4 separate regions of the Homo sapiens genome follow, and all the other regions are linked to region 2. A link is a loop called in an ENCODE intact Hi-C map of the cell type or tissue named here. Cell type or tissue: endothelial cell of umbilical vein. All regions are shown on one strand. Each heading gives the region's core, and the rest is flanking DNA. Links, peaks and the distances in the headings are about the cores only. Region 1 overlaps NOC4L (nucleolar complex associated 4 homolog). Region 2 overlaps FBRSL1 (fibrosin like 1). Region 3 overlaps LOC105370092. Region 4 has its middle 59 kb from the start of MUC8.

Region 1 (7,728 bases), core at 1,469-6,468, 410 kb before region 2:
CACACCCCTAATCCCCTCGGTGAGTGCCGCCGCCTCGCTCACACCACACCCCTAATCCCCTCGGTGAGTGCCGCCGCCTCGCTCATACCACACCCCTAATCCCCTCGGTGAGTGCCGCCGCCTCGCTCATACCACACCCCTAATCCCCTCGGTGAGTGCCGCCGCCTCGCTCATACCACACCCCTAATCCCCTCGGTGAGTGCCGCCGCCTCGCTCACACCACACCCCTAATCCCCTCGGTGAGTGCCGCCGCCTCGCTCACACCCCCAACCCCCACCCCGCAGCACCTCTTCCCCGATCCCACTGCCTCCACCCCCCACTCCCCTGCCCTGCATGTGGTCTCCAGCTTTGTGTCCGTGGGGGCTGTGGGAGGGGACAGCAGGGGCAGAGGCCACACTCCACAGACTTACACTCAGTGTGGGCAGGGGGTAGGGTGGGAGCGAGGTCACTGCAGCTCCAGCCTGTGTCTGTCTGTCTGCAGGGGGGGCCCTCAGCCTCTTGGCCTTGAACGGGCTGTTCATCTTGATTCACAAACACAACCTGTGAGTGTCACCAGGGGTGCAGGTCTTCTTCCCAGTCTGCCCAGCCCTGCTCCTCTGTCCCCTTCCCACCCTGCCCCACGGGGTCCCCGCTTTCCTCACAGGCCATGGTGTTGGAGTCCCTGGGCGGGAGGAAGGGGCGCCGAGTGAGACCCTGGCCTTGGAGGCCTCAGTTCCCGGGCCCTGCTCCATCCGCTGCTCCTTCCCCCCGGCCCGCAGGGAGTACCCTGACTTCTACCGGAAGCTCTACGGCCTCTTGGACCCCTCTGTCTTTCACGTCAAGTACCGCGCCCGCTTCTTCCACCTGGCTGACCTCTTCCTGTCCTCCTCGTGAGTACCAGGGCACCTGGCTCTGCCCTGCTCTGTGCGGCTGCAGCCTGGGGCCAGGGGAGGGTGGTGGGGGCTAGCAGTCCGGGCCCTGTCTCACAACCACTGCCCTGCCCAGCCACCTCCCCGCCTACCTGGTGGCCGCCTTCGCCAAGCGGCTGGCCCGCCTGGCCCTGACGGCTCCCCCTGAGGCCCTGCTCATGGTCCTGCCTTTCATCTGTAACCTGCTGCGCCGGCACCCTGCCTGCCGGGTCCTCGTGCACCGTCCACACGGCCCTGGTGAGTTGCGGGGCCCTCGGAGGCTGGGCTGGAGCTGGGGCGGGGGTGCCTGGTGCTGTGGACGGCAGACAAGGGCCCACGTCTCATTCCTAGAGTTGGACGCCGACCCCTACGACCCTGGAGAGGAGGACCCAGCCCAGAGCCGGGCCTTGGAGAGCTCCCTGTGGGAGCTTCAGGTGAGGGCGCTGCTGCCACACCCTGGGGCCTCCCGAGCCATCCTTCGGCCCCTCAGAAAGCCCAGCTCCCCGTGCCACCTCCCGCATAGCCTCATGTTGCGTCCCCAGCTGGCCACCTGGGTTTGTGGGTGCTGGGTGCTTGGCCTTCTCACGTGGCTCCGTCCCGACCCCGCCCACTCTGGTTGGGAGCACAGGGAGGCCATGGCTGGGGGCACAGGGCGGGGGCCTGGGGCAGCTGCCTCTTAACGGCCCTACTGCCCCAGGCCCTCCAGCGCCACTACCACCCTGAGGTGTCCAAAGCCGCCAGCGTCATCAACCAGGCCCTGTCCATGCCTGAGGTCAGCATCGCGCCACTGCTGGAGCTCACGGCCTACGAGGTGCGGAACTGGGCCAGGGTGCGAGGGTCTGGGCCACGGGGCGCTGAGCCAAGCCTGAGAGCCGCCGTGCTTTGTGCTTTGCAGATCTTTGAGCGGGACCTGAAGAAGAAGGGGCCCGAGCCGGTGCCACTGGAGTTTATCCCAGCCCAGGGCCTGCTGGGACGGCCGGGTGAACTCTGTGCCCAGCACTTCACGCTCAGCTGACCCTGGCCCACCTGTGAATAAATCTCAGCTGACCCCAGCCCACCTGTGAATAAATGTTTTTGCAGGAGAAAGGCTCAGGGAGTGTGGACTGGGGCGGCTGGATGCCTCTGCCAGGCCGAGGGCCTCACATCTGCCTGAGCCCACCAGGCACATGGCAAAGCGAGGCCCCTGCCGACTCCACAGCCTGGGAGGGGATGGTGGGGAACCTGAGGCGTGGTCTTTCCCAGGGCCTCCGGCCCACCAGTGTCACCGGTCACCCAGCCTCCCTCATCCCCTGGCCCCAGTGACCTCCCTGTTGGCAGAGCTCGGGGCCTCTGCTGAGGTTACACTCCAGACACCTGGGAGGGAGCAGGGTTGGGGGGGTTCTCTCTGCCTGGGTCAGTTGTGGTGGGAGGTGTATGGTGGTGTAGACGGGTATGGTGTGTGTGGGAGTGAGGGGAGGTGGTGTGAGTGGGGGGTCAGTGTGACTGGGGGGAGTTTGGTTGTGAGTGGGGGTGTTGGTGTGAGGGGAGAGTTGGTGTGAATGGGGGGGTGGTGTGTGTGGGGGGTGGGTTAGGATTAGTGTGAATGGGAGGTTGGTTTGAGTGGGGGGTGTTGGTGTCAGTGGGGGGTTGGTGTGAGTCGGGGGTTCCTGTGAGTGTCAGCATCCCACGCTGGCTGTGTCCTGCCGATCTGGCCTTCGTTCTGGGAGCCCCGCGAGGCCCCGGGTGGATGCCGCGTGGAGTTCTGGGTGGATGGTGCGTAGAATTCCGGGTGGGTGCTGTGTAGAGGCCCCGGGTGGATACTGCGTAGAGTTCCGGGTAGATGCTGCGTAGAGTTACAGGCAGTGCCTGGGCCCCTCTGGAGTTCCCTGCCCCCACCCCCGTGGGAGGCCCTGGTCCAGCTGCAGTGGAGTTTCCCCCGCTGTGGGAGGCGCTGGTCCGGCTGCAGCACAGCCTTGTTATCGGGGTGTTTATTTTTAGGGAACCAAATTTATACCAAACAAACTAGGTTTTCTGTCTACACAGTGACCCCCAGTTTCCTTTTGACAGTCTGCTTATTCGAGGACAGGGTGGGATGGGGCACTGGAACAGAGCTTGGTGCGCGTGGGTGTGGCTGGGGAGGGCGGGGAGTGCCTTGGCCGTGGCTTGGGGGTGTCACCCTGCCGGCCCAGCATTGGCCGGGACCCTCCGTGTGCCCAGCGGGGTTTTGGGGGGCAGAGTGATGGTGGAGATGTTGCCTCTGCTCCCAGCATCCCCCTGGCTGCTTCCCTCTGCCCCAGCGGGCTCCTCAAGTGAACTGGCTCCTGCCCCAGGGCCTTTGCACCAGCCACAGCTGTGGCCTCTGCCGCTTTTCCCTGTGTTGCCCTGGTTTGAACGTCCCGTCCCCGTCCCCCCGGGAGGCCTTCCCTGGTACCCCGTGCGTGGTAGTCCTGCACAGGCGCCCCTCCTTCCCCACTCTTCATGCTGTCCCGCCCGAGCCCTCTCAGCACTCCCGCTGCAGCAGGGCAGACAGGGCCCGTCCTCTTGCTGTGTCCCAGGCAGCCTGTCACACCGGGTACGCTCCAGAGCCCTGGCCCCCCTCCCCGCCCTCCTTGGGCTCCTGGGGCAGGGCTGGGCCTAGGTGCTGGCATCCTGAGCTCATGCGGCCACCAGAGGCCGCTGCAGCCTTGCCCAGGCCTGCAGCGCCCGAGCTGCCCTGCTAGGTTTCACCTCGCCGGGGTCTGCAGTATTTCCTGCTCGGATTCAGCCAGGGCCTCCCTCCTGACATCACGGAGGGTTTGTGCTGGGCTGTTAGGCGGATCTCGGATGATGGGCGAGGCCAGGAGGAGAGTGAAAGCGCCTCCGAGTCAGCCAGGCTTGGATTCTGTCGTCAGAGGGGCTCTGTGTCTAGCAACCTCCACGTAACCGTGTTCGGTCCTCTGCTCCCTGTGTTCCCCGCATGAGCCGGGCATGAACAGGGACCTCCTTCACCGCCTGAGGTCCCCTCTCCCTGGCTGGTGACCCCCATCTCTGAGAGCACGGGGACGTCCCCTGTGCTGTGGAGGAGCGTGTGCTCTCCGAGATCCAGGTGCTGCCCCCGAGGAGCGCATGCCCTCTGAAATACAGGTGTTGCCGCCATCCCCGAGAGCACGGGGACGTCCCCTGTGCTGTGGAGGAGCGCCTGCCCTCCCAGATCCAGGTGCTGCCCACCAGGCGGTGTTAGGAGTGCCTCGTCCGCAAGGGCGCCATCCTTGTTAATGGGATTCAGGCCTTTGTAAAAGTGGATTCTTCACGTGGTGCTGAGCCGGCTGCTCTCTGGCCTTTGGCCTCCTGTCAGGTTGGGCGCAGCCAGGAGGCCCTCGCTAGAGGCTGGTGCCTTCATCCTGGACTTCCCGGCCTGCGGAACTGGAGAGAAGACAGTGTCACTTTTTAGAAGTTACCTGCTCTCAGGTAACCTGTAACAGTGGTGCAGACGGACTGAGACACCGTCAGTTCCAGAATCTTAGAGAAATTCCAGGGGCCCCTTCAATCACCTATGAGGCCAATACCCAGCCGGCACCTGCGTGTACCCGGCGGTGTCCTCACTGCACACGGAGAACAGCGCCGCACCAGTGGGGCCTCTCTCCCCCTGTGCTTCCCCCGCTCCCTCTCTGTCTTGTCTCTCCCTCTCCTCCCGTCCCCCGATTCCGGGTCTCCCTTCAGGAAATGAACGCGGCTGCCGGACAGTGAAGTCACAGCTACATCCGTAATGAGGGATAGCTGAAGAGCTGTGGAGCGCGCGTTCCGGCGATAAGGGACGCTGGAGCGTTTAATTGGCGTTGAGGAAATCAGCTGCGGAGAATCAGCAGTCGTTTCCCGAGCGTCGGTCGTGCTGGGAGCTGTGGCGAAGGCCCCGGCGGTAAGCGATTCCCGCTGGACAGCGAGGAGCGTGTCCGTTCCCTGCGGTGTCTGGGTCTTCCCCCACTGGGGCCAGCAGCCCACGGTGAAGGCCATGCCGGTCTCCAACGGCGCGGGCTCCACTCCCGGCTGGGAGGGTGGCACGGCCCCAGGCCTCAGTTGTCCCATCTGCAGAGTGTGCTGCCAGGGTCTATGCTCAGAAAGTGACTTCAGAACGTAGCGGTGTGGAACTGCAGCAGCACTGATTTCGCTCGTGAACCTGCAGTGTGGACTTGGTGGGGACGGCTCGCCTGCACTCCGGGTGGCAGGAGGTAGAGTTGGGTGTTGGGGGCTGGGGTCGTTAGAGCTCACCATGCAACATGACACACACCGCTACATACACACCACTACACACACTAGATACACCACTACACACACCACTACACACACTACACACACCACTACACACACACACTACACACACTACACCACTACACACACCACTACACACACTACACGCACACAGTACACACACCACTACACACACTACACGCACACAGTACACACACCACTACACACACTACACACACCACTACACACACACACCACTACACACACTAGATACACCACTACACACACCACTACTCACACTACACGCACAGTACACACACCACTACACACTACATACAAACCACTACACACACTACACACACACACCACTACACGCACACACTACACACACCACTACACACACACTACATACACCACTACACACACCACTACACATACTACACACACAGTACACACACCACTACACACTACATACAAACCACTACACACACTACACACACACACCACTACACGCACACTACACACACCACTACATATACCACTACACACACCACTACACACACACTACATACAAACCACTACACACACCACTACACACTACATACCACTACACACACCACTACACACACTACACGCACACACTACACACACCACTACACACACACACTGCATACACCACTACACACACACCGCTACACACTACACGCACACAGTACACACACCACTACACACACACTACATACAAACCACTACACGCACACTACACACACCACACACACACCACACACACCATTACACACACTACACTACACACACCACTACACACACACCACTGCATACACACTACATACACCACTACACACACTACACACACTACACACACTACACACACAACCACTACACACACACTACACGCACACACTACACACACAACCACTACACGTACCACTACACACTACACACAACCACTACACACACCACTACACACACACCACTACATACACCACTACACACACCACTACACACACCACTACACACACTACACGCACAGTACACACACTACACACACAACATACAAACCACTACACACACTACACACACCACTACACACACACTACACACACCACTACACACACACACTACACACACTACACACACACCACTACACACCACTGCATACACACCACTGCATACACCACTACACACACCACTACACGCCACTACACACTACACACACCACTACACACAACACACAACCACTACACACACACTACACACACCACTACACGCACACACTACACACACCACTACACACACTACACACAACCACTACACACACCACTACACACGCACCACTACACACACGCACCACTACACACTACACACACACCACTACACACACACCATTACACACTACACACACCACTATGCACACACATACACACCACTACACACACATTACGCTACACACACACTACACACACTACAGGCACACACTACACCACTACACACACACTACACACATTACACACACTACACACTCCACTATGCACACACTACACATACACCACTACACACACACCATTACACACACTACACACACCACTACACGCACACACTACACACACCACTACACACACACAGCATTACACACACTACACACACCACTACACGCACACACCATTACACACACACTACACACACCACTGCACACACTACACATACACACCACTACACACACCATTACACACACACTACAAACACCACTACACACACACTACACACACACCACTACACTACACACACCACTATGCACACTACATACACACACCACTACACTCACACACCATTACACACACACTACACACACCACTACACACCACTACACACACACCATTACACACACACTACACACACCACTACACACCACTACACACACACCATTACACACACACTACACACACCACTACACACCACTATGCACACACTACACACACACCATTACACACACACTACACACACCACTACACACACACTACACACACACACCACTATGCACACACTACACATACACACCACTACACACACACCATTACACACACACTACACACACCACTACACACACATTACACTACACACACCACTACACACTACACACACACCACTATGTACACACTACACATACACACCACTACACACACCATTAGACACCACTACACACACACTACACACCACTACACACTACACACACACCACTATGCACACACTACACATACCACTACACACACACCATTACACACACACTACACACACTACACACTACACACACACCACTACACACTACACACACCACTATGCACACACTACACATACACGCCACTACACACACCACTACACACACGCAACACACACCACTATGCACACACCACTACACACACTACACACACCACTACACTACACACACACCACTATGCACACTACACATACACACCACTACACACACACACCATTACACTACACACACCACTACACATCACTACACCCACACCATTACACACACACTACACACACACTACACACACACTATGCACACTACACATACATACCACTACACGCACACACCATTACACACACACTA
Region 2 (5,000 bases), core at 1-5,000:
AGTACGTGTATTTGGTAAGTAGTTCAAATAGAACCTGAGGGCTGGAACTCCCTGGCTGAGGCCGACCTTGGTGATTCCTTCTATACCGTTGGAGGCATCCTGCGAACGTTGGCGCCTTTGGGAGCAGAAAGTGCTGGTCCAGCTTGCAGAGGGCTCCATCGAACCCGTGTGGGAGCTGCTCCCGCGGTTTGAATGGCTGCGGGCTCCGCCATGGATAGGCCCTGCCCGGGGCCAGGCCTTCCAAGCCCAGAAATAGAAACGTGGCCACAGCTCCCACCTCAGTCCCGAAACTGGAGCCCAAGCCCTCTGTCCCTGGCCGCACCAGAGCCGGCCTCCCTGTGTGCTGCCAGCCACGCAGCAGCTTGGAGAGGACCCGTCCTTAAACACTTCCCGACTGCCGGGTCCAGAGCTGCGCCCTCCCTCCCTTACTCATCGCGTTTGAGTTCGCAGTTGGTGTCCTGGTTTTCCACCTGAGTGGGCGCTGGGATGGAAGGGTCCCGCCCAGGCGTCTGGTGCGGTCAGGCGCACATAAGCAGCCTTTGCAGGAAGCCGTGGCTGGGCCTCGATCCGAGTTCTAGCGCCCCACCGTAAGGGAGAGCCAGGTGCTTCCTGTCCCTCCCGGCCACCTCAAGTGTAAAATCACGGGGTTCAGGGCGGTGGTCTTGGGGGCTGCGCTGCACAGCCGTTTGCAGCTACAGCAGCTGCTCGGAGCTGTCTCCGACTTTGCACCCCCGTTTCACAGAGGGAGAAACCGAGGCCCAGGGAGGGCGGGGCTTGCAGCGGACGGGTGGGGGAAGGGCTCCTCCTTTCAGGTCCCAACTCTCCACAGTGGCAATGAGGTCGCTCTTTTTTCCTTTTTTTGAGACCTTGTCTCGCTCTGTCACCTACGCTGAAGTGCAGTGGTGCAATCTCGGCTCACTGCAGCCTCCACCTCCCGGGCTCAGTTGATCCTCCCACCTCAGCCTCCCCAGTAGCTGGGGCCACAGGCGCGTGCCGCCACCTCCGGCTAATTTTTTTATTTCGTAGAGACGGGCGGGGGTGGGGGGTCTTCCTATGTTGGCCAGGCTGGTCTCGAACTCCTGGGCTCAAGTGATCCGCCCACCTCGGCCTCCCAAAGTGCTGTTTCAGGCGCCGGCCACCGCGCCCGGCTGTCGCCCTTTCTGACTCAGTTTCCCCTTCTGGGAGCGGGGTGGCAGGTGTCCGTAACTTCTTGTTGTGAGGACCAGAGGAGCAGCGCCCACACAGCGCTCAGTGAGGCCGGCGCTGCGCGCCTTTCCCCGGGTGGCCGTGATCGGAGGCAGCGCGTTCGGACCCCGGGCCGGCGGCGGGCGCGGGTGGATCGGCGCCTCGGGGCTGGATTAGTCGGGTCTGCCCGCGCCCCGCCCCCGCCCCGCCCGCGCTCCCGCCTCCCGCGCGCCCAGCTCCGCGCCCGCCGCCTCGGGGCCCGCGCCGCGCCCGACGTCCGCCCGGGAGCCCAGAGCGCACCGAGCGCCGCCCAGAGCGCGCAGAGCCGGCGCGGCGGACATGCGCGTCCCCGGCCCGAGCTCCGGCTGAGCAGGGCACGCGGGGAGAGGGGTCGCCTGGACGGGCCAGGGCCACCCGGGGCTCGCGCTCCACGCCCGCGTCCATGCAGCCCGGCTCCGGCCCCGGGACTAGGGGCGACTGCCTGGGGCGCCGGCGAGGTGAGTGCGCGCTGCGGACTCCAGAGAGGGAATTGGGACTTTGGGGGGACAGGGGAGGGGGAGCGACCGCCCCCCCAGAAGAGCGGGACGCCCGAGATCTCCGGGCCTTCTGCCCACACCGCCTCTCCCGGAGCCAAGCGCGGAGACCGCGTCCTCCCGGGGGCGCACGTGGCGGCGGGCGGGCGGGGGTGCGGCGCGGCCGAGGGTCCCAGGCCCGGGTCAGGGCACCCGGGGTCCGGGGGTGGAGGCGGGGCCGAGCGTTGTGGGTGGCGCGCGCCTTTGTCTGCGCCCAGGTGCGGAATCGGCCACCCGGGTTCCCGGCGCCGCGCTCACCTGCCCCGAGTTGGAGTTCTTTGTCTGGGGCGGGGCGCGGCTGGCCCAGGCTGCGCCGCGTGTCTGGCCGAGGCTGCTCCGCGGGTCGGGTCCTCGCAGACAAAGCGCGCCCTGACCTCCGCCCGCCGCCGGGATTGTGCACCTCGCGGGGGCTGAGGCTTGCCCGGGCGCCCCCGCTGCCTCTTCGCAGGGACCCTGAGCCTGCGGACCCGGAGTCCTCCCACCTGTACCCTGGGCTTGAGTGATCCTCTACCCCACGCGGGCTAGGAGGCAGAGGCGGCTGCTCGTGCCTGGGTCACGTCCCTGCAGACCATGGCCGAGAAGTTAAGCGGGTCTGGTGGCCCCTGGGGCTGCCACCCCATTTGGGTCATCTGGCCACTGCCAGAAGCCCTGTCCTAGAAGGGAAAGAGCTGAGGGACCGCGTGGAGGAACGAGCCCCAGAAGGTGCAGCTGCTGTGTGTGGTCTAGGAAGGGGTTGGAGCCTGGGCCAGGCCCCCAGAGGGCCGGCCCCTGTTCTGCTCTCAGCCCTCCCGGATGGGCGTGGCTGCACCTGGCCAGGTGTTCAGGTTCTCACTGTGAGGTGGAGGCCACCTGCCTCCGGGGCCTCTGCTAGGGCCGAGGACCCCTGGAGCACCCATTCTCAGCCTCCCTGAGCAAACTCGTCTGCTAAGTGTAGGGCCCACTGTGGCGTGACCAGAATGGGTGCTGGATGGCCCCAGCCGCGCGGCCCGTGCGGAAGACCCTCCCCTTCCTTGCAGCCCTCTTGGCTTCGCTGGTGTCTGGGGCGCCCCCTTGTGGCCCTGGGGAGCTTGTGTTCGAACCTGGGACGTGGAGCGGAACCCACTAGAGTGTTTGGGTCCCAGTGAAGGGGAGGGCAGCAGAGCCCCAGAAGGGCTCCAACCTGTGGTTACCCTAGAGACGAGGGCCGGCTTTGGGGGCTGTGCTTTGGGGTCTGCCTTTTGGGTTGGCCGTCAAACTGCGGGCTAAGCTGGCTTCTCCTCCCTCTGCCCACCTGGGAGGCCTCAGCACCCGCCTCCTTCCTGGCCCCTGGAGAGTCCTGGCGGCGTGGTGGGGCCTGCTGCCCCAACCACAGAGGGGGCAGTTAACAGGTGGGCCACCTGGCGAAGAGGCCACTCAAACCCGGGACGCCAGCCAAGAAGAGGGCCCGCGTGCGTGCCAGAGACAGTGCAGCCCCTCAGATGAGGGGTCCAGAAGTCCTCCCAGGAGGATGGTGCAGGCCCAGGAGAGACCCCAGGGGTCTGTGGCAGGCCTGGGTGTTCAGTGCCTGGTTCATGGCTGGCATGGAGCAGCACTGGATCCCCATCCTTGCTGTGTGAGGGGCCCAGATTTGGGAGCCTGGCCCAAGGGAGCACTTGGTGCTGGCACTGCTGGGGGATGGGCACGGCCAAGGAGGTGCCGAGGCCTTTCTGGGGAGCCGCAGTGCCCCCTGGAGGCCCAAAGGCTGGTCTGGACTCCTCCCTGCCCACCTGCACAGGCCCCTTCACTATTCCTCCTGTTTCTCTCGGAGTCCTTCCTGTTTCCGATGCTGGGATGGTCACTGCGTAGCCTGGGTCACCGGCAGTGGCTGGACGGGGCAGGGAGGTGGAGGCGGACCCCATGGGAGCCACACTTCTGGGGGATGATGTTGAGGCGAGCAGAGAGGAGAAAGCCACATGCCCCAACCTCCAGGCCCCCTGGCTTCCCAGGGGTGAGAGGTTCCTGTCCTTCTTTCTTTGTAACAAGCCAGGATTCTAGGGGTGGTGGCCGCAAGGCTGGGGGAGGGAGAGGGTCATCGGGGCCCTGGACTGGGGCTGGGAGGGTCCCTTTCTGGGGTGCCGGGGTCTCCTAGCTTCCATCCGACCCGGCCCCTGTGTGGTTGAGCTGGGTCTGAGCAGAAACAACCTCCTCAGAAGGATGTCCTACGTCACTGCCTGGGGGTTGGTGGCTGGGGGCGCTGGACATAGAGTTGGTGTTTCACCCTGCAGAAGCCTGGGCTGCAGGACCCCGACCCCGGGGACCGCACAGGGTGAGCAGACCAAGTAGCGTCAGTGCCAGGAGCTCAGCATCCCTTCCCACCAGCTGCACCGCAGCCCTTTAACACACGAACGTGCGGGGCCCAACCGCTGCTCCTTTCCGAGGGGCCCACCTTCCTCCAGTGCAGGGGCCCTTCCGGCGCGTGTGGGTGTGGCAGGCCCGCCTCGGCTCTTGCCATCTTACAGGCATGGACCTGCTGCTCTTCTCTGTGGTTCAGGCCCTTGCGACGTGACTAGGAAGGGCTTCCCATTCCAGCAAGAAGGTGGAATCCACACCTGGTCTTCTCTGATACGTTGATGGTTTTTCACTTCTATGTTTGCGATCTGTCTGGAATTATTTTCAGATAAGAGGTGAAACAGGAGCTTGCTCTGAAGGACCTACGCCACACCTGGCCCCCACAGCCTGCACCCCACACCTGGCCCCCACAGCCTGCACCCCACGCCTGGCCCCCACAGCCTGCACCCCACGCCTGGCCCCCACAGCCTGCACCCCACGCCTGGCCCCCACAGCCTGCACCCCACGCCTGGCCCCCACAGCCTGCACCCCACGCCTGGCCCCCACAGCCTGCACCCCACGCCTGGCCCCCACAGCCTGCACCCCACGCCTGGCCCCCACAGCCTGCACCCCACGCCTGGCCCCCACAGCCTGCACCCCACGCCTGGCCCCCACAGCCTGCATCCCATGTCTGGCCCCCACGTCTGGCCCCCCAGCCCGTACCCCATGCCTGGCCCCCACAGCCTGCACCTCACATCTGGCCCCCCAGCCCGTACCCCACGCCTGGCCCCCACAGCCTGCACCCCACATCTGGTCCCCACAGCCTGCACCCCACACCTGGCCCCCACAGCCTGCACCATGTCTGGGGTTTCTCATTCGGTTCTGTGGATCTCTGTCCGTCGCGGCATCTGTGGGAACTCTGGGGCTTCTCATTGCGCTCTTGGATCTCCTTCCGTC
Region 3 (7,728 bases), core at 1,583-6,582, 130 kb before region 2:
CCCCAAAGCAGGAAGCATCATGAACTCGTGTTTAAAGGCTAGAATTTCATTGGCCAAAGCAGGTCACATGGCCGGGCCTAACTTGGAGAGAGAGGGAAAGCATAATCCTAAATGCGTCTGGAAAAGGAGGCCAAAATATTAGTGGGCGGCGCCACTGACTTCCACGTCTGCCTTCTGGACTAATCGACTGTGTTCACTCCCCGTCATGGCTCCCCAGGTGAGACGACCCCAAATCACAGCCATATCGGGTCTGGGTGACCCCAGACACCTCTTCACCGGAGACTCACAGACTGAAGAGATTGGTCATTGCCTCCCTCATGCTCGGTGCACAGTGGGTGGCAGGGAATGGACATGATGGCCCCAGCAGCAGGGAGAGAGAGAAGGGAGATGGCGGCAGTCGCTGGTCCACAGAGGACCTGAAACCCCCGGGAAGGCCCCTGAGCACCCACCCTGGTGCTGGTCCACGCTCCCTCACTCAGTCCAGATTCAGTTCCTACCTGAAGGTCACCTCCCTTTCTGCCATCCTCCGAGGCCCCTGGCTCTGCCCTCCGAGAGGTTTCTGATTCCTCCATGACCCTTCTCGGCCAGTACGAGGTGGGTACCCAGGACACGCCTTCCTTGGGGCCGGTGAGTCTTCGCCGCCCACCTCCTGGTCGCAGGAGTTAGTGGTGGTTTGCATTAACGCACACGTTTCTCTTGTAGACTGAGTGGGTGCCATCCTGTCATCGCGACTCTCTCGAGACCCCAGGAGCTTTCTCATCTCTGGCTTCAGCCAGCTCCACATGCAGCAGCCACCCCTGCAGCTCCTCCGCCATCGACCTTCCCAGGGCCACAAAGCCTTCCGCCCATGCCGATGGCTCAGCTGAGTTTCAGGGACGTCATCCTCCTCTCCCTACCTGGTCACTTTCCCCTGCGCCGTTTTGTCCAAGTGAAAATCACCATGCCCACATGGCACCTTCACCATGAGACGCCTCGATGCACGGGAGATGAACAAGGCTGTGACGCCGTGCCCTGCTTGAGACTTTTGTCAGTGCACTTTCTTGATCACTTGGAGTCTACAGTCAGCCGGCTCTTCCAGCTTTCTGGGAGTGTCATATTTTGAAATCTCCTTGTTCACTTTCACGCCTGCTGGCAGGATGGACAATTCCTGTCTGGGTCTGGCTCCTCAAAAGATCTCACTGGCATGTCTGCCGACGTGCGATTTTCCAGCCTTTCCCTAGAGCTGCGGTTTCGTCAGGTTCATGGTCCAACTTCCAAGTTGCCGAGTCCAGTCTGACCGAGTGTTCCACACCGAGTGTGCTCCGGCCTCTGCCCCGCCTTCTCTCTGTCCTCCACGTGAGCAGGACACGTGCTCCAGGTGCCCTGTGGCTGCGGCAGCACCTCATTTCTTGGAGCTGGTTTCTGCGCTGTCAGGATTGCTTGGTTCTGCTGCTCTAACAAACAGTCCCCAGACTCAGTGCCTTCAATGGCGAAGGCGTATCTCTCACTCAGGCAACTGCTCTCACACGTCCTCAGGGGACCTGCTGTTTGTCCTCACTCAGGGATGCAGGTGGAGGAATGATCTGTTTGACACACCTTTCTGCGAGGACTCAGTTGGCCAGAGGAGATGTGGCGAAACGCGCTGGGCGGGGGAGGCCTCTGCCGGGGTGGACCGGGGCACCTGCTCACATTCCCGCAGCAACGCAGGCTCAGGCTCACGCTTGGATTTGCCCTCCACTCCTGCGGTTTACTCCTTGAACAAATGTTTGCTGAGACTCCACCGTGTGTCAGACACTGCTCTAGGCCCTGGGGGTGCTGCAGGGGAGAGAGAAGACACAGGAGAACCCTGCTTTTGTGGAGTGTGCGTCCCAGTGGCAGCGGGGGTAGGTTGACAGCTGGAAGGGCCCGATGCTGATGAATCCTGCAGAGACAAATAAGCAGGAGCGGCAGGGACACGGGAGGAATCTGAGGCTAAGCAGAGAGATCAGGGAGGGGCTCACTGAGAAGCTGATGTTGGAAGGCGTGAGGGAGCAGCATCTCAGGCAGAGGGAACCTCCTGTGCAAACACAGTGGGAATGTTCAGGAAACTGCCCCATGTGGCTCAAGGCCAGGAAGCAAGGAAAGAGCAGGCGGTGGCCAGGGGGTGACGAACGGGGCGGGGCCTGGGGCGGGTGGCCGGGGGGTGACGAACGGAGCAGGGCCTGGGGCGGGTGGCCGGTGGGGGGGTGATGAACGGGGCGGGGCCTGGGGTGGGTGGCGGGGGGGGGTGACGAACGGGGCGGGGCCTGGGGCTGGTGGCCGGGGGGTGATGAATGGTTCAAGGCCTGTTGGGGGGGTGATGAACAGGGCAGGCCTGGGGAGCAGGCAGTGGCCAGGGGGTGACGAACAGTGCAGGGCCTGGGGTGGGTGGCTGGGAGGTGACAAATGGGGCAGGGCCTGGGGCTGTTGAGACACTAGGAGCCATGAGCAGGGAAGTGCTGTGAGCTGATCTGGTCTTGACATAATCATGCTGGCTGGGAGGAGAGGGCGGGGTGAGCCTGCGGCATCTACTGACTCCAGCATCACAAAGGGTCCCACACTTGGCAGCTGAAAACAGCACACACTTATCAGCTCCCATTTTCCTTAGATCAAGGATCAGGTATGGCTTGGCTGGATCCGCAGGCTCAGGGTCTCACAGGCTGCAATCCGGACTCAGCTGGGCAGGGGTCTCATCTCCCATGGGGAAGAAATGGCTCCGAGCTCAGGCATGTAGTTCTGGGCGGGATTCAGTTCTTCAGGGCCTCAGCTCCTCACTGGCGTTTAGCTGGAAGCCGCCCTCAGTCTCTTGCCCCATGGCAGCTCTCGGCACAGCCACTGGTTTCACCAGACCGTGGGAGAGGGTGAGAGGGATGAGCAAGATAGACCAGGGTCTTTCCGCGACCAGATTTGGAAGTGACACCCCATTGCTTTTGCCATTTTCTATTCATTTGAGATAAACCACAGGTCCCGCACATGCTCAAGGGAGGGAGCGCACAAGGACTGAGCACCAGCAGGGGCACCACGGGCCGTGTGAGGCTGCCCCATAGAGGGCGAGAGCAGCAGCTGCTGGCTACTGCACCAGTCCAGGCCGGAGACAGCAGTGTCTCGGACCAGGTGGCCGGGGTGGAGGCCGTGAGAAGCCATCGGATGCTGGGTACTTGCAGACAACAGGATCTGCTTCAGGCTGGGAGGAGAAGAGCCGCGCCTTGGCCTTCACCTGAAGGGGGCTGCCGTCACCTGAGATGGGGCAGCCGTGACCCATGACCTGAGATGGGGCAGCCCAGCTCCACTCTAGACAGGGTCCCTCCCGTGCCCTGGGACCTTCCTCCCAGTAGAAGGTGAGGAGAGCGTGGTGGGAAACGCAGAAGGCTTGTGAGCAGCGGGCAGGGCAGACAGTCCTCACGGGGAGACACCCCACGCCCAGCTCCAGCCACCCACCCGGGGCACAGCGGCCTGCCTGTTGTCACTACCAAGCTCGCCACCACATGAAGGGGCTGCCCCTGCTGGGAAGCCCTGCCAGCCCCAGAACCACCAACCCTCCCATTAATCCGCTTTAAACCCACGACGAGGTGGGGGCCCGTAAGCAGCTTTTCAGGTGAGAGACAATGTCCCCACGCAGCGCGTTGCCCAGGAGACCGCAGGGCTGAGCTGCAGGCTGAAGTCGGCCCGCTGTGTTTACGCTTCCGTATGTGTTCACCCTGCTCCACCCCAGGCCCAGGAGGGATTCAGAGGCTGAATTCCTGAGAGCACAAGAGCACAAAGAAAAACTCATGTGGGCAAACGCAGACAGGGAATTCGCTGTCAGTCCCAGTTTCCCCACGTACCTTTCGGCTCAAAATACTCCCTGATCTGCTCATCCCAACAGGTCCCAGAAGGGAGCAGAGCCAACAGCCAGCCTGGGAAGGCGCCAACTCAGACAGAAACTGATCCAAGCCCTCGTCTCTGTTCTCGCAGATGGCCTGGGAAAGGAAACCTGTCCGAAACCTGCCTGCGAGTCCCATCTGACAGCTGCCAACGGCAGCCACCCTCCTCCCTCCCTGACCACACGGCCTCTTCCCGACGGTGACGCTCAAGCTCCTACCCCACGCCCTGTGACTTGCCGACTTGCCCACCTCCCCACCTCCCGCCCACTTCCCCATTTTCACACATGAGGGTTCTCCCATCCTCAGGCCTCAGCTCAGATGTCCTTTCCATGGGGCCTGTGGGAAGCAGCCACCTGCGGCCACTCTCCCTCTCCCAGGGCACTGGTCACTTCCTGAAACCCGCTCCTGGCCCTCGCCCGTCTCCCTCCCCAGGCTGGAAGTTCCCAGGTCCCAGGCCTTGAATTTCCCCAACAGCCCCTGTGGCCCTGCCCACAACAGGAAACCGCGGGAAGGCAGCAGAGCCCAGGGTGCTCCTGTGGGATGCCTGCCTGACAGCGGGGCTCAGGCAGGGACCCTGATGGGCTGCAGCCCCTCAGCAGCCTGCGTCCTCTGGGCCTGGGGGAGCCACTGGTGTCAGGAGCCTGCGGGTGGACTCTGGACAGGAACCTGGAATTCCCTAGTTCCTGGGAGGCAGCCACCAGATGACAGCGTAGGCACGTCCTTGCCCGCCCCCTCCAGCACAGCCCCCAACCCCGAGAGGACTGGGCAGATGGCCAAGAAGGGGAAGGTGCCCTCCCCCATCCTGAGCAGGCGGCCATGAGGCCTTGGCAGACCTCCCACCCTGGAACTGGGCCGCTGGAGCCTGGGGTAAGACATGTGGAAGGGCCTCGGCTCCTCGTGCCTGGCACTCAACACACCTGAGCACACCTGCAGACACCTAGGCACATCGGCACACACCTGGGCACACCTGCACACACCTGGGAACCTCTGCGCACACCTGAGCACACCTGCACACACTGGAGCACACCTGCACACACATGGGCATACCTGCACACACTGGAACACACCTATGCACACCTGCACACACCTGCAACGCTCATCGTCCCTATGTGACCTGGAGCAAGTTATCTAACCTCTTGGTGCCTGAGCTTCCTTATCTGTAAGGTGATAGTGATGATGCCCCCCCCCAGAGAGCTGTCATGAGAATGAAATGAGGTGACGCCCTTACAGGTGTGTAAGGGCGATACCTGGCACACTGTGGGGCCATCTGAGGGTTGCTCATCATCCCCCATCCCGGGAGCTTGCCACCGTGCCCGGGTGTGCAGCCCACAGACAGCTGCAGCTGCCATGGTCACATGAGATCACAGAGAGGCAGGTCTGGGAAGGGGCTGCCAGCCCTGGTCTGGTGAGCGGCAGGTGGAGCGCCAGCTGCAACGCGGTGGGGAGCAGTGAGGGGCGTGGCACAGCAGGCAGGAGCCCGCGGGGCGAGGCGGCGGCCCGCAGACAGCTGCAGCTACTTCCTGACTCGCAGGGTGTGGACTCAGCCTTGCTCCACCTTCTGTTCTTTTAAAGAAAAGCTGGGGCCGGGCGCAGCGGCTCACGCCTGTAATCCCAGCACTTTGGGAGGCCGAGGTGGGCGGATCACGAGGTCAGGAGATCGAGACCATCCTGGCTAACACGGTGAAACCCCCGTCTCTACTAAAAATACAAATAATTAGCCGGGCGTAGTGGCGGGCGCCTGTAGTCCCAGCTACTCAGGAGGTTGAGGCAGGAGAATGGCGTGAACCTGGGAGGTGGAGCTTACAGTGAGCTGAGATCGCGCCACTGCACTCCAGCCTGGGCGACAGAGCGACACTCCGTCTCAAAAAAAAAAAAAAATAGAAAAAAGAAAAGCCGGAAGTCTGGATTTGGGGGCAAAGGTCCCACATTTAGAAACACCATGCTGTTCAGATTTGCAACATACCTGCCGTTGGCCACGGCCCAAGAGCCCGGGGGTGACGTCGACCTCAGCACTGAGGTGGGCTCTAGAGTGCACACCTGCGCTGCACGTTCTGTGAGTGTGCACCCGCCTCCCGGCAGGCCTGGGCTCCTCCCACAGGTCAGAGGCTGCAAACGACAGGATCTGCCTGAGATGGGGCTGCCGTGAGAAAGATGTCTTCTCTCTTGGATTTAGGGTCCACCGAGAGAGGTGGAGAGGAAATATCATTCCCCGGCCTAACCATATGAGGACTGCAGTGACGGCCCCCGCCAGCACCTGCCCCTCCTGCGGGCTTGGCTCCCCGGCAGGCGCTCCCCAGATGCGGCTTGGTCCGTGCTGAGGATCCAGAGACCTAGGTCCAGAGGCTCAAGTTTCCAGGTTTGGAACTGGCGTCTACTAATATGGTAGATTGTGCCAAAAATGCACACATGGCCGAAACAATATTTTCAGTCCTGCGTGTTCTTCCAGACCTTTGCCTTCCCCCTCAACCCCCCCGTGGAGAGGAGCCCCGCTCCCCGCTGCCTGAATGCACGGCCTTCATGGCGGGCTGGGGAGGAGCACAGGGCAGAAGGCTGCAGCCGGCCCACTTGGCCTGCTCCGGGCTCTGGGCTCTGGGCTGGGGGCTCTGGGCTCTTACTCATGGAACCAGCTGCCAGGCTGTGTGGGAGCCCAGACCACACAGAGGAGCCCCTGCAGGTGTCTGGTCACAGCCTGGCCAGGGCTCAGCCGACAGCCACCACGACCCACCAGGTGCCTGAGCGTTGGGCGAACTCGGCCCCCAGCGTGTGGGCAGCCCCAGCTCCTGCCAAGTGTAGCAGAAACAAGCCGTCCGCAGCAAACCTGCCCGAGCTGTGGATTCAGGATAAAAATCATCCCTGGTGTTGCTGCAGGTCACAAAGTGTGGGGGTGGTTTCTGGGCAGCAGCTGGCGACGGGGGCAAGTGCCCAGCACCCAGTGACCCTGTGCAGCTCAGCCTCCTCCTGGAACTTTCACGCCTGTAAACTGGGGACCATCAGGGGCCCCTCTCTTAGGAGCGTTGGAGGGTTCCGTGAGTATGTACATACGTGGTACTGGGTAGAATGGTGTCCACCCAGAACCTCAGGCTGCGGCCTCATCTGGAAACAGGGCCTTTGCAGGTGGAGTTGGTTAAGATGAGGCCCAGCTGATGAGGGTAGACCCTAAATCCAAACACAGGCATCCTTATAAGAAGAGAAAACAGAGACAAGGAGGAGACGCAAGGGAAGGAGGCAGAGACTGCAGCGCTGCAGCCACAGCCAGCACCTGGGTGCCAGCAGAGGCCAGACCGGGTGGCAGGATCCTCCCCTGGAGCCTCGGCCCCACGATGCCTGACTCCAGACTCCTGGCCCCAGGCTGGGAGCACGCGTTCCGCTGCGTTTCGTCACTAGCGTGCAGCAGAGGCCTGTGAGCATTGGCCGCTGCCTGTCCCGTTCCCTCAAGAACTTGCTACTCTAGATTCTCAGAGGGATGGAAAAGTTAATTTTTAAATTACACCGAAAGAAAATCCTCCTGCTGCAGGCCCGCTACCTCCTAACGAGACTCCTGGGTTGGAATCTTCTAGAAAGCACGTTCTGTGCTCAGTAGAGATGGTAGTTTCTCATGGGTTTTCCTAAAATTAGGGGCACCAGAGGGGGTGGGACGTGGGGCCCCTGACCAGCCCTGAGCACACACAGCCACAGCTGGTTTCTCCAAGATGCCCAGCACAGAGGCCCAAAGACAGAAGGCCAACCACAGGGCACAGCTGTCCTGGAGGCCCCCGGCGGCTCCGCAGCCCTCCCTGCCTGCTGCTGGAGGCCCCTAGCAGCTCCCTGGCCCTCCCAGAGCTGTCCTGGAAGCCCCTGGCAGCTCCGTAGCCCTCCTGGCCTGCTGCTG
Region 4 (7,728 bases), core at 1,235-6,234, 150 kb before region 2:
CTTCCCAGAACAAAGAACATCCACTTTAAGATAATTTGCTGCCTAGACGGTGAAGAGCCAGCATTTTTCAAAAGGCAGCTTCATTTAATCACAAACAAAACTGAAGTGCTGCCCCACGGCCTGTGTGGTGAGTGGAGGAGGGATGTGGACGCCAGGCTCTGCCCTGGCCGGCCCTGACTGTGGAAAGGAGCAGCTTGGGAGGAACTGCCTCCTCGGACAGGGCTTGGCCAGTCAGTTCCACTGACCAGAGGGTCTGGGGTATTGGCTATGGGATCTGGGGGAGTCCAGCCGGGGGTCACAGGGTCTGGGGGTGACAGCCAAGAAGGCTAGGGGTGTGGGCAAGGGGGTCTGCGGTGTCGGCCAGGGGGTCTGAGGTTTCCTGCTGGGGAGTCTGGGGGCCAGGGGGTCTGGGATGTGGGCCACAGGGTCTGGGGGTGTCTGGCTGGGGGTCTGAGGGTGTCAGTCAAGGGGTGCATGGGTGTCCGACTGGGGTCTGGGGTGTCAGTGGGGGCCTGGGATGTCAGTGGGGCCTGGGGTGTCAGTGGGGTCTGGGGTGTCAGTGGGGTCTGGGATGTCAGTGGGGTCTGGGGTGTCAGTGGGATCTGGGGTGTCAGTGGGGTCTGAGGTGTCAGTGGGATCTGGGGTGTCAGTGGGGTCTGAGGTGTCAGTGGGATCTGGGGTGTCAGTGGGGTCTGGGGTGTCAGTGGGGTCTGGGGTGTCAGTGGGGCCTGGGGTGTCAGTGGGATCTGGGGTGTCAGTGGGGCCTGGGATGTCAGTGGGGCCTGGGGTGTCAGTGGGGCCTGGGGTGTCAGTGGGGTCTGGGATGTCAGTGGGGGCCTGGGATGTCAGTGGGGTCTGGGGTGTCAGTGGGGTCTGGGGTGTCAGTGGGATCTGGGGTGTCAGTGGGGTCTGAGGTGTCAGTGGGATCTGGGGTGTCAGTGGGGTCTGGGGTGTCAGTGGGATCTGGGGTGTCAGTGGGGTCTGGGGTGTCAGTGGGGTCTGGGATGTCAGTGGGGTCTGGGGTGTCAGTGGGGTCTGGGGTGTCAGTGGGGCCTGGGGTGTCAGTGGGATCTGGGGTGTCAGTGGGGTCTGGGATGTCAGTGGGGTCTGGGATGTCAGTGGGGGCCTGGGATGTCAGTGGGGTCTGGGGTGTCAGTGGGGCCTGGGGTGTCAGTGGGGCCTGGGATGTCAGTGGGGTCTGGGGTGTCAGTGGGGGCCTGGGGTGTCAGTGGGGCCTGGGGTGTCAGTGGGGCCTAGGATGTCAGTGGGATCTGAGGTGTCAGTGGGGGTCTGGGGGTGTCAGTGGGGGCCTGGGATGTCAGTGGGGCCTGGGATGTCAGTGGGGCCTGGGGTGTCAGTGGGGCCTGGGGTGTCAGTGGGGGCCTGGGATGTCAGTGGGGCCTGGGATGTCAGTGGGGGCCTGGGATGTCAGTGGGGCCTGGGGTGTCAGTGGGGCCTGGGGTGTCAGTGGGGTCTGGGATGTCAGTGGGGTCTGGGATGTCAGTGGGGGCCTGGGATGTCAGTGGGGTCTGGGGTGTCAGTGGGGCCTGGGGTGTCAGTGGGGCCTGGGATGTCAGTGGGGTCTGGGGTGTCAGTGGGGGCCTGGGGTGTCAGTGGGGCCTGGGGTGTCAGTGGGGCCTGGGATGTCAGTGGGATCTGAGGTGTCAGTGGGGGTCTGGGGGTGTCAGTGGGGGCCTGGGATGTCAGTGGGGCCTGGGATGTCAGTGGGGCCTGGGGTGTCAGTGGGGCCTGGGGTGTCAGTGGGGGCCTGGGATGTCAGTGGGGCCTGGGATGTCAGTGGGGGCCTGGGATGTCAGTGGGGCCTGGGATGTCAGTGGGGCCTGGGATATCAGTGGGGTCTGGGGTGTCAGTGGGGCCTGGGATGTCAGTGGGGCCTGGGATATCAGTGGGGTCTGGGGTGTCAGTGGGGCCTGGGGTGTCAGTGGGGGCCTGGGGTTGTCAGTGGGGCCTGGGGTGTCAGTGGGGTCTGGGGTGTCAGTGGGGGCCTGGGGGTGTCAGTGGGGGTCTGAGGTGTCAGTGGGGGTCTGGGGTGTCAGTGGGGGTCTGGGGGTGCCATGTTAACCACTGTAGGCTGTCCTGCAGAGCTGCCTGGGCTGTTTTAGGACGTTGAGGTTCCAGAGCAGCAGGAGGTTCCCAGAAGACAAGCTGGGCTCCAGCACCAGGACCTGGGGTTTCTGGCCCAGAGACCACAGCCCTGTCTGTGCCGGGCGCTGAGGGTACGGCAGGTCGTCCTGGCGGCCTTCTTGCCAGTCCTGTCAGGTATCAGGAGCCTAAGAGGCTGGTGAGGGGCTGCCTGCCCACCCTTGCTGACTCCGGAGGGTAACCCAGCTCCTGCCCCGTCCTGGCCCTGCTCTCCGGAGTGGGCTGTGGTCGGTGGTCCAGGGCCACAGAGCGCTGCTACCCTCTAGTGGGTACCTGGGGTCCTGCAGCTCAGAACCGCGACCCCAGCCCACGGGAGTCTCTGCGTCCACGCACCTGGACGTCCTCCTGCGGCAGGCGCCCCGGAGGCCCCTCCAGTGTTCCCACCTCAGCTCCCGGGAAGACCTCAGGGTCTCCCCCCACCAAGGCGCTTCCCCCAAGGGCCCTCCCTGCAGCCCGGGACCCGCCACACCCTGTCCCAGCTGCCGCCCCGTGCTCGGTGATTTCGAAGGACACTGGCTGAGGTTTCTACACTATCCCTCAACCGGGGGCTCCTCCAGCGACCACAGTGGAGTGGAGGGTCTGGGGCCTCCGTCCAGGCTGCGGTGGTCCATCCCTCTGCAAGCCGCTGTTTCTGGGCTCCACGCTCTGGCTTCGGAAGTGGGAGCGAGTGTTGAAATCCAGCCACCTTCGGGGGAAGGCCAGTAGCTGGGGTCCCGCCCTGCAGGCCTGTCCCGGCGTACAGAGCAGGTGACAGCTTCCAGGAGAAGGTGTGTTCTGGGGCTTGAAGGTGCCGGCGTGCAGGGAACAGCAGGTCACAGAGCCCCTGGAGACCCAGGCAGGAGGCAGACCCCACCTAGGCCCGGGTCGCACGCAGGGCAGGGCAGAGGCTGTGGGAGCCGGGAGGAGGCCCGGGGTCTGGGGAGCCCTGCCCCACCCCAGGGAGCTGTGGAGCACCCCCGACCAGGCGTGGGTGAGGCTCTCCCCTCGTTTCACGGCCGCCATGCACAACCCGGGGCCCCCGTGGGTCTGGGGCCAGGACCCAGTTTCCCTGAGGTTGAGTCTCTGTGATTTCTCCTCCAGCAGAGAGAAGGGCCTGGGCCTCGGCACCTGCACCCCTGGCACAGGGACAGTTCTGGGAAGGGCGTGGTGCCCGTCCTGGTGGCTGGAGGACGGGACTGACCCTCTGGCCACTAGGGGTCTCTCTTGCTCCGCTCTGTGCCAGAGCCGTCGCCAGGAGCCCTGGGATCCGGAACTGGGGCAGAATCCAGGAGCAGGGTGGGCCCCGAGCTCTCAGGCAGCGCTGCGGCTCCGCCCACGGCCCCTGGCAGAGTCACTCAGCCCCAGGGGCCCGAGGATGCCCCCACACACACCTGGCATGGTCGGGGTCTCTACACCTGGCATGGGGCTCCCCGAGGCTGGCTCAAGGCTGGTGGGGCCAGGGAGTCTGCATTCCTGACGTGCTCCCAGGTGACGTGGATGCTGCTGTTGAGGGACCCCAGCTGGAGAAGCCCGGTCCCAGGTGTACCCCCCTCCCCACCCCGGCAGCTAGGCCTCTGCCTGAGAACCGCCTCAGGATCTGTCCCTGCCCAAAGTGCTTCCCCAGCTCTACGGGTACAGACTCCTGGTGCTCTCCTGGCCCTGCACCTCTCCACCCTCTGCCAAGGGTGTCCCGTCCCATAGCCCTGAGGCAGCAGCTCCCTCTCGGATGAGCCACACCACCAGCTCCGTCTCCCGTGCCCTGGGGTCCTGGCAAGTGTCCTGGGGCCGGCGGAGCTGCCGCCCCATCCTCAGGCTGCAGAGGGTGACACGGCCATTTGTCCAGGCTCCCCACCAGGCCCCTGCAAGGACAGTGCGGAAGGTCGGCTGTGGTGGCCTCTGGTGAAGGATGTCCCCTCCCCCAGGAAGTCAGGGGCCCCTTGCCCTCACTGTAGCAAACACACACCCGGGACCCTCTCCCAAAGTCACGGCCACAGCCAGGCTGGGGAGGGCACGGCTCCCACCCCACTGGAGGACGGGGCTGCAGGGCTGTCACATGTGAGAACCTGGTCACGGTGGCGTCTCTGGGGACCAGGCAGGAGTGTCCAGAGAAGAAAATAGACTCACTTCCCATCGTTTTCCCTTTTCTGCAGCTTAAGTTATATTTGACCCAAGGCCAGAGCTCAGTGAGGTGCCCTGGCCTTTTCAAGGAGAGGACGTATTCATTGCGCCACTCCAAGTTTGCCAAGTGCAAATGGCTGCTCTCATGACCGCCGCTGACTGGCTCCCAGCACGGCTTGAGCTGTTCTCTAAAAGGACGTCAGGCCAGCCTAATGATTAAGGCCAGCTCGGGGCAGGTGGGTGGCCTTCCCAGGCAGGACCGCCCTAGCAGCCTGGCCCCAGAGCCCTGGAAACCTGGTCAGCAACTCTGTCCTGGCCTCCCAGAGAGGCCCCCATGCCCGGGGGATCCGAGTGTCCCGGCTCCCGGCTGCCTAACGAGCCACCTGGAACTTAGTAACAGCCCACCCCATCCTCGCGAGTGAGAAGGATTCTTGGTTACAGGTGAGCCACAGCCCACCCAGCTTCGAGCCAGGGCAGGGGCCATCTCCAGATGTGGGGAGGGGTGCAGGTCCCGGGTTCTGAGGTTTGGAGGAGCACGTGGGGACACGGCGGCAGCCGTCTCTGGAAACACGACTGTCTGTGGTTTGAGGAACGCGTTGCCACTTCCCGATCCCGGACAGAGCCTTCTGCTGGACAACAGGCCACAGACGCAGCCAGTGCCCCCAGCCTGAGACCCCCACTCAAATCCAGCAGACCCTGAGGAAGGAGAGCTCAGGCCGAGAGAGGAAGGGAGGGGGCCCGGTCAGGTCTCTGGAGTTTAGACCTCATCCCTAGAGGGAGGGGGGCAGCAGAGGGTCCTCCCTCCCCACCCCACAGTGGGCTCCTACAGCAGGAGAGGCCTCTAAAAAGACTGATGGCCGGCAGCACCCAGTGTGGGAAGGGCCCCACACCCCGGGGGTCAAGGCCAGAGGGCGCAGAATGGCCCCTGAGGGATTATAGCCCGGGGCCCTGACGCTCCCTTGCTGCCTAGTGCTACTGCCTTGGCCCACCCCTGCCAGCCCCCAACACCCAGGGGTCCGCATGGAGCCCCCCACCCCCTTGCTGGCGGCAGCCCCAAAGAGGCAGGGCAGGGGGTTCTCAGCCAAGGCTGACCAGTAGCTCAGCGGGGCCCCGAGTCCCGCCGTGGCCATGCCACCAACCTGGAACCAGGCCTGGTGGGCAGGAGGTAGAAACGGACAGATCCCACCTACCTCTGCCAAGACCACACGCTGAAGCCAAACGCCTCCCACCCACCCAGCCCCACGGTGGTCCAGCCACCGTCCCGGTCTCTGCATCAGGGTCCTCTGTCCCAGCACAGCCAATAGCTTGAAATGACACCTCCACTACGTTGTTCACAGTGCTGGGGTCAGGGACTCAGGGGGCCTGGCTGGGGGGTCCTCACTGGGGTCTCTCGTGTTGTGCCGCTGGCCAGGGCTGTGTCCTATGAGGGTGACTGGGCCGGACGTGGGAAACCACTGGCCCAGTTGCTGGCTGGGCACTCCCTGGCTTGGTGGGGGTCTCCCCAAGGTCCCCCACACAGTGGTCCCGGGGTCAGAATCCTCAGGCAGTGGCCACCCCTGCAGTGCAGTGGCTCCAAGAACCAGGCAGAGGCCTTGGGCCTTTCAAGAGCCGGCCGCGGGACTAAGCCCACAGTGTCACCCCTCCACGGTCCACAAAGTCAGGAACGGCCGGACCCAGCTCTGTGGGAAGCATGGCAAAGCCAATGGGTACAGATTTCAGCACCGCCCCAGCCTCCTGCCTGTCCCCTGCCTGTCCCCTCCTCCCACGGCCCAGCCTCCTGCCCAGCTGGAGCTGAAACCAACACCTCATGTGCTTAGACCCACAGCACCTTCCTGCTTGCAGGTGAAAGCCCGAGCCAGGGCCTGCAGAGCCTGCGGGACCGGCCCAGCTTCCCCTCTGGCCTCTCACTGTGCTGCCCCGGCCGTGGCTGCACCACCTGCTCTGCTGCAGACACTTGGAGCTCTCCCACCGCCAGGCCCTTCCCCGCCTGCTCCTCCTGGCTCTCCATGCGGCCAGATCTCGCTCCGTGCGATCCGTGTGTCTGGCGTGGTCTCGTGCACACCTTTGCTTCCCATCTACTCTGTCCCCACAGGGATCTGAGGCAGTGGGACTTGTCCTCTGGTTTCCAGCTACTTCCCCAGCAGCTGGAAGGCTGCCTGGCACTTACAGGCAGAGCATCCCTCCTGCAAAAATCCAAAATCAGAACGCTCCGGAATCTGAAACTTTTTGCGTACTGGCATGAGCTCGGATGAAATGCATGAAATGCCCATTGGAAGAGTTTGCATTTCAGAGTGGATTTTCAGATGAGGGATGCTTAACTGAATAAGTACAAGTCAAATATCTAAAATCAAAAAAGATTACAGGTGCGGTGGCCCACACCTGTAATCCCAGCCCTTTGGGAGGCTGAGGTGGGAGGATTGCTTGAGCCCAAGAGTTCAAGACCAGCCTGGGCAACATAGTCAAACCCTATCTCTACAAAAAATAAATGACTAGCCAGGTGTGGTGGCACGTGCCTGTAGTCCCAGCTACTTGGGAGGCTGAGGTGGGAGGATCGTTGAAGCGATCAGGTCAAGGCTGCTGTCAGCTGTGATTGCACCAGTGCACTCCAGCCTGGGCAACACAGCAAGACCCTGTCTGAAAAAGAAAGAAAGAAAGAGAAGAAGGAAGGAAGGAAGGAGAGAGAAAGAGAGAAAGAAAGAGAAGAAAGAAGGAAGGAAAGAAAGAAGGAGAGAGAAAGAGAGAAAGAAAGGGAAAGAAAGAAAGATGGAAGGAAGGAAGAAGAAAGAGAGAAAGAAAGAAAGAAAAGAAAGAAGGAAGGAAGGAAAGGAAAAAAGGAAGGAAAGGAAGGAAGGAAGGAAGGAAGGAAGGAAGGAAGGAAAGGCAGGCAGAATCCAGGGCTCCTCTAGACCTCTTGGTGGAGAATCTTTATTCTAACAATACCCGCAGTGGTTTGCTGCATGTTGAGTGTTGAGAAGCTCTGTTCCATGAAGTGGGCCCTGGGGAAGGGAGTTCCGTGGGGAGGGGGTGTCTCTCCAACAGTCCACAAAAGAGAAACAGGGAAGAAACACCGAGGGGCTCAGAGGTCAGAGGCTCCTCCTCCATACCCTCTGCAGCCTGAGAGCTGAGTAAGTGTGACGGTGGTTGTGAATTTCTCCAAATATATTGTCTTGTTGATGTAAAGTTACCCAAATAAACTCTGGACCCTGCAGCATTCAGTGCCTGCTGAGATCCCTTCAAAAAGGCATAATTCAGGGCCGGACGCGGTGGCTCACGCCTGTAATGCCAGCACTTTGGGAGGCGGAGGCAGGTGGATCACAAGGTTGAGACCAGCCTGGCCAGCATGGTGGAACCTCATCTCTTCTAAAAATACAAAAAATTAGCCAGGCGTGGTGGCGGGAGCCTGTAATCCCAGCTACTCAGGAGGCTGAGGCAGGAGAATTGCTTGAACCCAGAAGGCAGAGGTTGCAG

The links. Peaks named below come from ENCODE experiments on the same cell type or tissue, not always from the same donor. Only the 100,000 strongest peaks of a DNase experiment are listed, where the experiment ranks them.
Region 1: it touches region 2 in a loop (15-fold over the local background); 10 of 110 quality-filtered maps call a loop at or near these places.
Region 3: a loop joins it to region 2, with 11 times the contacts of the local background. A loop is called at or near these places in 25 of 110 quality-filtered maps.
Region 4: it touches region 2 in a loop (17-fold over the local background); 25 of 110 quality-filtered maps call a loop at or near these places.

The regions. Positions count from the first base shown.
Region 1 is chr12:132,150,500-132,158,227 of GRCh38, forward strand. NOC4L (nucleolar complex associated 4 homolog) reads left to right here. Exons shown (of 15, transcript NM_024078.3): 10 at 482-542; 11 at 759-869; 12 at 985-1,145; 13 at 1,239-1,321; 14 at 1,585-1,698; 15 at 1,783-1,969. The coding sequence ends at 1,902. Among named protein-coding and RNA genes, the nearest start is that of NOC4L, 9.9 kb to the left of the region's middle. RefSeq lists an enhancer at 3,777-4,277. In endothelial cell of umbilical vein, for the core only: a CTCF peak has its summit at 3,530 (motif pointing right); a DNase peak (open chromatin) is centred at 3,572.
Region 2 is chr12:132,558,549-132,563,548 of GRCh38, forward strand. All of the region lies in intron 5 of FBRSL1 (fibrosin like 1), which reads left to right. Among named protein-coding and RNA genes, the nearest start is that of MIR6763, 21 kb to the right of the region's middle. RefSeq lists silencers at 1,344-1,643, 1,914-1,993 and enhancers at 2,524-2,593, 2,604-2,943, 3,074-3,123. In endothelial cell of umbilical vein, for the core only: CTCF peaks have their summits at 2,815 (motif pointing left) and 3,500 (motif pointing left); a DNase peak (open chromatin) is centred at 2,783; H3K4me3 peaks cover 1,816 bases; H3K27ac peaks cover 433 bases.
Region 3 is chr12:132,425,156-132,432,883 of GRCh38, forward strand. It overlaps LOC105370092, which reads right to left. Exons shown (of 4, transcript XM_047429966.1): 4 at 1-7,728. Among named protein-coding and RNA genes, the nearest start is that of MUC8, 46 kb to the right of the region's middle. RefSeq lists an enhancer at 3,520-4,054 and a silencer at 5,284-5,453. In endothelial cell of umbilical vein, for the core only: no CTCF peak of the experiment used is centred there; no DNase peak of the experiment used is centred there; H3K27me3 peaks cover 140 bases.
Region 4 is chr12:132,411,734-132,419,461 of GRCh38, forward strand. No RefSeq gene overlaps it. Among named protein-coding and RNA genes, the nearest start is that of MUC8, 59 kb to the right of the region's middle. RefSeq lists a silencer at 3,210-3,348. In endothelial cell of umbilical vein, for the core only: CTCF peaks have their summits at 2,439 (motif pointing left) and 3,342 (motif pointing right); a DNase peak (open chromatin) is centred at 3,368.